Linked DNA regions of Homo sapiens: region 2 is linked to region 1. The links are chromatin loops, found by intact Hi-C in ENCODE. Cell type or tissue: PC-3. All regions are shown on one strand. Each heading gives the region's core, and the rest is flanking DNA. Links, peaks and the distances in the headings are about the cores only.

Region 1 (2,921 bases), core at 315-2,814:
TTTAGCAAGAAAAGATACTTGGTTATAAAAATTATATTTCTTCCAGCATGGTAGAATTTTATGTCCCAATTGCCAGTAATTTTGCTTACTCTTCAACCACTGCCTTGGCTCTGGGCCAAAGTTACCAGCAGCATGCTGAGGGGTTACAGGACGGAGTGACCAAAGTGGCAGCGGGCTGAGTTTATTGAGACTCCCAGAACTGTCCCCCCTTCCACATCACATATTACATTATTAATGAGGGGAAAGTGACCTTCTGTACCTTATTTAAAAAATGCAACCACTTGAGATTTGAGCAAGTGATTGGTATGGCTCCAGATGCCAGGAAGCCCAGATTTCTCCCCCAGTCTCTCTCATGCAACCCTTATGCTATTAGTACTGCTCAACTAATAAAGAATATTGGATTTAATTTAATTTTTGGACAGAAATCTCACCAAAAGAGATTCGTTCACTTGTTTACTGTCTGTTTTCTGCACTAGAAAATGTTTCCTTAGAGCAGAACCCTGGTCTCAATTTGCCAGTGTGTTCCCAGTATGTGGCATCAAGTAAGTTCTCAATAAATACCTGTTGGAAAGGACGAATAAAGAAAAAAATGCTTGTAAGCAGAAAAGAACGAAGAGTTTGATCATTTTAGAAGCAAGACTAAAAGAAGTAAGAAAGGAAGGAGCTAAGAAGAAGAGTCCAAAATAGTAGAAAGAACAAAAACAGGAGCCAGGGGCTGTCCTTCTCCGCCAGACAGTCCTGCTCAACCACCCACTCTGTTATCTCTCCTGCCAATGCGGCAGAGCATTTTAAAGGTAAAAAGATGAGGGACAGGGATCAGCCATTATTGCTCACTTCAGCCCACCTTTATGCTGGGTTCCCAGCCTGCTTATTCTCTGTGAGAAGGCTGGAGGATGCAGCCACCTGGCCAGCCACAGTGTCCTGCCTGGAACATGTCAGGTTGTGTAAGACCCTGGGAGGACCAGCATGTTAGCCACAGTGTTTGCACTGGCACCTCTTCCTCCTTCTGCCAGGGCCACGTATTCCTGGCCTTTGTCTCCCACTCAGGAACCTGAGACTCAGGCTTAAAAGGCTATGGAAGGGCAACATGTATTCCCAACAATGAACTGTGAAGTCACCTTACCCATAGTCCTGGCCTGTATTTACTAAGGGCTAATAAGCTGAGTTCTTCATATGCCTTACTCCACTTAAGCCTCACCACCCCTCCAGGAGGTAGCGACTGTGGTTATCCACATTTCTCAGATGAGCAAACTGAAGCTGAGAGAATTAAATAACCTGCTCAGTATCACAAAGCCGAGTAAATGCTAGAACTGGCATATAAACCCAGGCCAGTCAGCTTCTAAATGCTTTTAAGCGTCATTACCTTCAAAAGAGTAAAACTCTACTTTGACCTTTCTTCTTGTCTTTGGTACCTTGCTCTCAGGTTAGCCGAGTACCTGATTCCCTTTTCTTCCATTATTGGTGTGGGGGATAAATATCTAAGTACTGTATATTCATCTAATTTTCTCTGCTTAGTCACCATGATTTCTAAAGAAATGTAGCGATCTTTGCATATCTGTTTAACTTTTCCATGGGGGTCATTGTAAGGGTTATTTTTTAGTTGTCTGCTTTTTCAGGGCTCCCTCCCACCTGCTGTAGCCCCAGAAACCATTCACACACCCTTTAAAGCAGAGAAGTGACATCTACCTGCTTACACTTTCTGGGCCGTGCTGCCCTCTAGTGGCTAAAGTAAATGCGGCTTCAGCTCAAGCCTCGTTTACATCTTAAGAGCCCAGAAGCTACATGTTCTTAAAAGGCTCCCCGATATCCACATTTAAGGCCAAATCAACATTCAGTCACAGTGGATTCTTTTAAATATTTGCTTGCATTTATTGAATGACACAGGAACAACCACGGTCTATCAGTCCCCAGTAATCCAGGACTGGGATATAGATTCAAAACGACTGTGCGAGATATTTCCAAACGAAACATTCTTCATTTCCTGGGCTTCAGGTTCCAAATCATTTCTTATTGTTCCTTTTTCCTTTGATCAGAAACTAAGAGAAAGCTCTAATGTGCATAGAGAAGACAGCGGTGGTAATTAATGTGTTGCTCTATGAGCAGTGCCTTCCTTTTACATGTCACAGAGGGAGCATAAATCAGATGGCACTGCTGTTTTTACAATGAAATGGAATGTGGAATGCAGTCTCCTTCGGAATTCTGACATTTTCTTCTAAATTTAAGGAAGAAGTAGGGATTTTGCAGGAAGACTGGAGAAGCTGGTAATAACTCTCTAAATTGCCAAATGTTATAAGGAGGTAGAGGTGAAAGTTGTAAGTCTATCTAAGATTTGTTTGTTTGTTGGTTGTGACCGTTTTTAAGAGCTTGTGTATGAGAAAACAAAAACTTGGAAGCTGTGTCTACATAAAGCTACAAGATTGACCATACTGACTGGATTAACCCATGATTCTGTTGTTCTTCATTGAGTCCACCAGTTGTTTTGATGATTTGTAGACATGGCACAACTAGCCCAATGAATTAGGCCAGACCACAAAGTTTGTAGAAACTAAGCTTGCAAGAATTCTGACTTGGACTCAGTTCCAGGTTCCTTTCATTTCAGTTTTATTACCAAAGCAGCAAACAACAGTGCACAAGTTATAGAGGACATGAAGGATACAAACGCTAGATGTTGTTTGCTGATGCCTCACATATTCACCCCCAAGTCACATCCAAATCAGCCCACGTGGGTAATGAATCTCCCAGGAGAATGGAGCCACACTCAGGTCTCATGGGGAGATCTACATATCAGCCAGAAATCCTGGAATTCAAGTAGAAAGCAGTACCTGGGAATTGGGGGTTGCTTCTCTTGAAGAGGGTATAAATGCATTCCACATAAAGAATATTTATGTAAAGGAAGATGTGAACGGATCCTGGGTGGTCCA
Region 2 (2,921 bases), core at 213-2,712, 270 kb before region 1:
AGGTGCTGAAAGCTGTTGAGGCCTGAGAAAGGCTATGCCAGTCTGCTGCCAATAAAACTGATGTGATGTAGTAAAATTTATAAACGTTCAACAGTCCCCCCTTTTTTAAAAATAATCTTTCTGATATCTAGCCTACATTTGATTCAAATTTCTTTTTCTAAATGAAGTTTTTTCTTATTATAAAATATAATTTCAATGTATAGAACAAAGAAAATATAGATAAAAGAAAAAGTATACATGATTATACCACCTGGAGATCGTTACTGTTAACACAGTTATATAATAAATATAAGCATTTTTTAGAACTATAATTTTATCCTGCTGTGTCCTCAACACCTAGAACAATGCCTGGAACATAAGTGCTCAAATTCATAATTGTTGAGTGAATCAGTTAAGACATGTATGTAATAATTTTCTTTGCATTCACCACCCATTTGAATAAGAGGTCTCCCTTACTCTCATTAATCCTTATGAGCCCTCAAAGAGAAAAGGCACACTTTAATATTTTGACTATCTTTCCCAAAAGCAAAACCGAGCACAAGACCTTAAGAGAGGCTGACTAAGCCCAGGTGCAGTGGCTCATGCCTGTAGTCCCAACACTTTGGGAGGCCAAGGTGGGTGCATTGCTTGAGCCTAGGAGTTCAAGACCAGCCTGAACAACATGGTGAAACTCAATCTCTACAAAAAATACAAAATAAAATTGTGTTTTGGGTTTTTGTTGTTGTTGTTTTGGTTTGGTTTTTTTTTTGGTCGTGGTGCGCACTTGTAGTCCCAGCTACGAGGGAGGCTGAGGTGGGAGGATTGCTTGAGCCGGGGAGGTCAAGGCTGCAGTGAGCTGTGATTGTGCCACCGCACTCCAGCCTGGAACACAGAGCAAGACCCTGCATCAAAGGAAAAGAGGCTGCACAAACAGAATTCAGAAGCGCGTAGAGCTTTTGCATGTTATGATCCACTTAGCAATCTGAGGATCCTCCTGAATTTTAAGCAGCAGGATTGGGTGGTTGGCTCATATCAGCTTGTGTTCCAGTGTGACTCCTAGCTTGCTTTCATCTGCCTGAAGAGTAAGCCCCATTTGTTCTATTATCACATCATCTTCTGCTTCTTCCCCCAAAATGCATGTCTATTTGTGTTTCCCTTACTGAGGAAGTTTATACTTATCAAAACAAATTTCATGTTACTTTTCATTGTACCACTTTTAATTTAGCAACCAACAATTAAATAAACAAAAATATCCTGGTTTTATGTCTTTCAGAATTGAAAATGCTCCAGCTCTAATTCAGTTTATAGCTTGCTTGTAAATCACTTGAGACAAATTGTTATCACTGATTTTGATTGAGTCACGTGTCCCATGCCCTAAATATATTTCAAAGATTATTGGGTAGAAAGAGGTAAAGCAAATCTCATTACTAAATCAAACTGAATAAATTACATAATAATAATAATACATAATATGTTTTACTAGTTTTAAAACTGAGTGACTTTGTACTGTGTCAATTTAGCTAAGCCAGAAATATGTTTCCCAGAATTCCCTTTTCAGTATGGTTCTGAGTTAGGCCTTTTCACAAGAGAAATTTACATAAGATCTGAAAGGCAGACATGAGAAGCAGCTATATTTGCACTCCAGGGGACAGTATAAGTCCAAGTACTGCTGCAGCTCATACACATTGTCTCATCTGTTGACTCACCTTGTTGGTACAGAGCACAGCCAGGCCTATGGTCTTTCCAGTTCCAGCTAGACTGTTCCTTCAGCATCTTCAAATCCTAAAGCAGGAATATTTTAAAGGTATCAGCTTATCCTGTAGGTCACCTAAATGACCAAGGCTGGCAACCAGGAAAGACAGATGCAAGTTCCAGTTTGTCCTCATGTGTTCCAGTTTGTCACTACAAATTTGTTTTTTCCTCAAGGATTCAACTTTTTTCTCTTCTGTCCATTTTATCCTTCTTCCTCCATTTTATGTCAATCTTCCCTTCCCAAATTAGTAGTTTAAAACAATGCACAATTATTATCTCACACATTCTGTGGACCAGGAACTCCAGAATCATTTGTCTGAGTCCTCTGGTGCATGGGCTGTCACTAGGCTGCAAAATATTGGCTGGGGCAGCAGTTCCATCTAAAGGCTCAACTCAGTGGAGGATCTGCTCTAAGTTCAGGCATGTGATTGTTGACTGGAGTTGGCTCATCATAGGTTGCTGGACTGAGGGCCTCATTTGCTCACTGACTGTTAGCCAGAGCCTCCCTCAGTTATTTGCCACGTTTACTCAAATTGCAGCAGCTGGCTTCCATCAGAGCAAGCAAATGAGAGGGAGAGAGGCTCAGGAGAATATACGCGGAGTCCCCTTGTAACCCAATCTCAGAAGTGACATCCCTTCACTTTGTTTATATTCTGTTTGTTAGAAGGAAGTCACTAGGTTCAGCCAGTACTGGAGAGGAGGGGATTATAAAAGGCCATGACTACCACAAGCAGGGATTGCTGGAAGCTATCTTTGAAGGTGCCCACCACACCCCTTCAAACAATCCTCTGAGGCATCTTGCATGTGTTGTACAGAACTTCTCTCATAAAAAGTAAAACTTCTAAGAATCTTAAGTGCATTTTCTCAGAGCATCTTTAGAGGAAAGATTTGTGACTGGCTATTGTCTAGTGGACTGGATTATGAATTCGTATTTGAAAAATCATGAAGTTTTTAAAAGAAATGTATCAGCTTGAAATAAAGAGGCAGAAACAAGCTGAAAAGAGGCATTTCTACCATCAAATTTTCACCGGCATCAAAGTGGCTAAGATGCCTACTCAGTTGAAAAATCAGCTATATCTTATGGAAGAGGAAGGATGGCTCAGAAGGCAGAACCAAGATTCTAAATGGTGCCACCATGAGCTATGAAGAATGACTCACAGGGAGTAGGAGTGAGTCCTAAGCCAAGAAAA

Evidence for each region. Peaks named below come from ENCODE experiments on the same cell type or tissue, not always from the same donor. Only the 100,000 strongest peaks of a DNase experiment are listed, where the experiment ranks them.
Region 2: it touches region 1 in a loop (9-fold over the local background); 37 of 110 quality-filtered maps call a loop at or near these places.

The regions. Positions count from the first base shown.
Region 1 is chr4:81,350,129-81,353,049 of GRCh38, forward strand. No RefSeq gene overlaps it. Among named protein-coding and RNA genes, the nearest start is that of RASGEF1B, 120 kb to the right of the region's middle. In PC-3, for the core only: CTCF peaks have their summits at 1,737 (motif pointing left) and 1,939; a DNase peak (open chromatin) is centred at 1,723.
Region 2 is chr4:81,082,586-81,085,506 of GRCh38, forward strand. No RefSeq gene overlaps it. Among named protein-coding and RNA genes, the nearest start is that of BMP3, 53 kb to the left of the region's middle. In PC-3, for the core only: a CTCF peak has its summit at 1,624; a DNase peak (open chromatin) is centred at 1,646.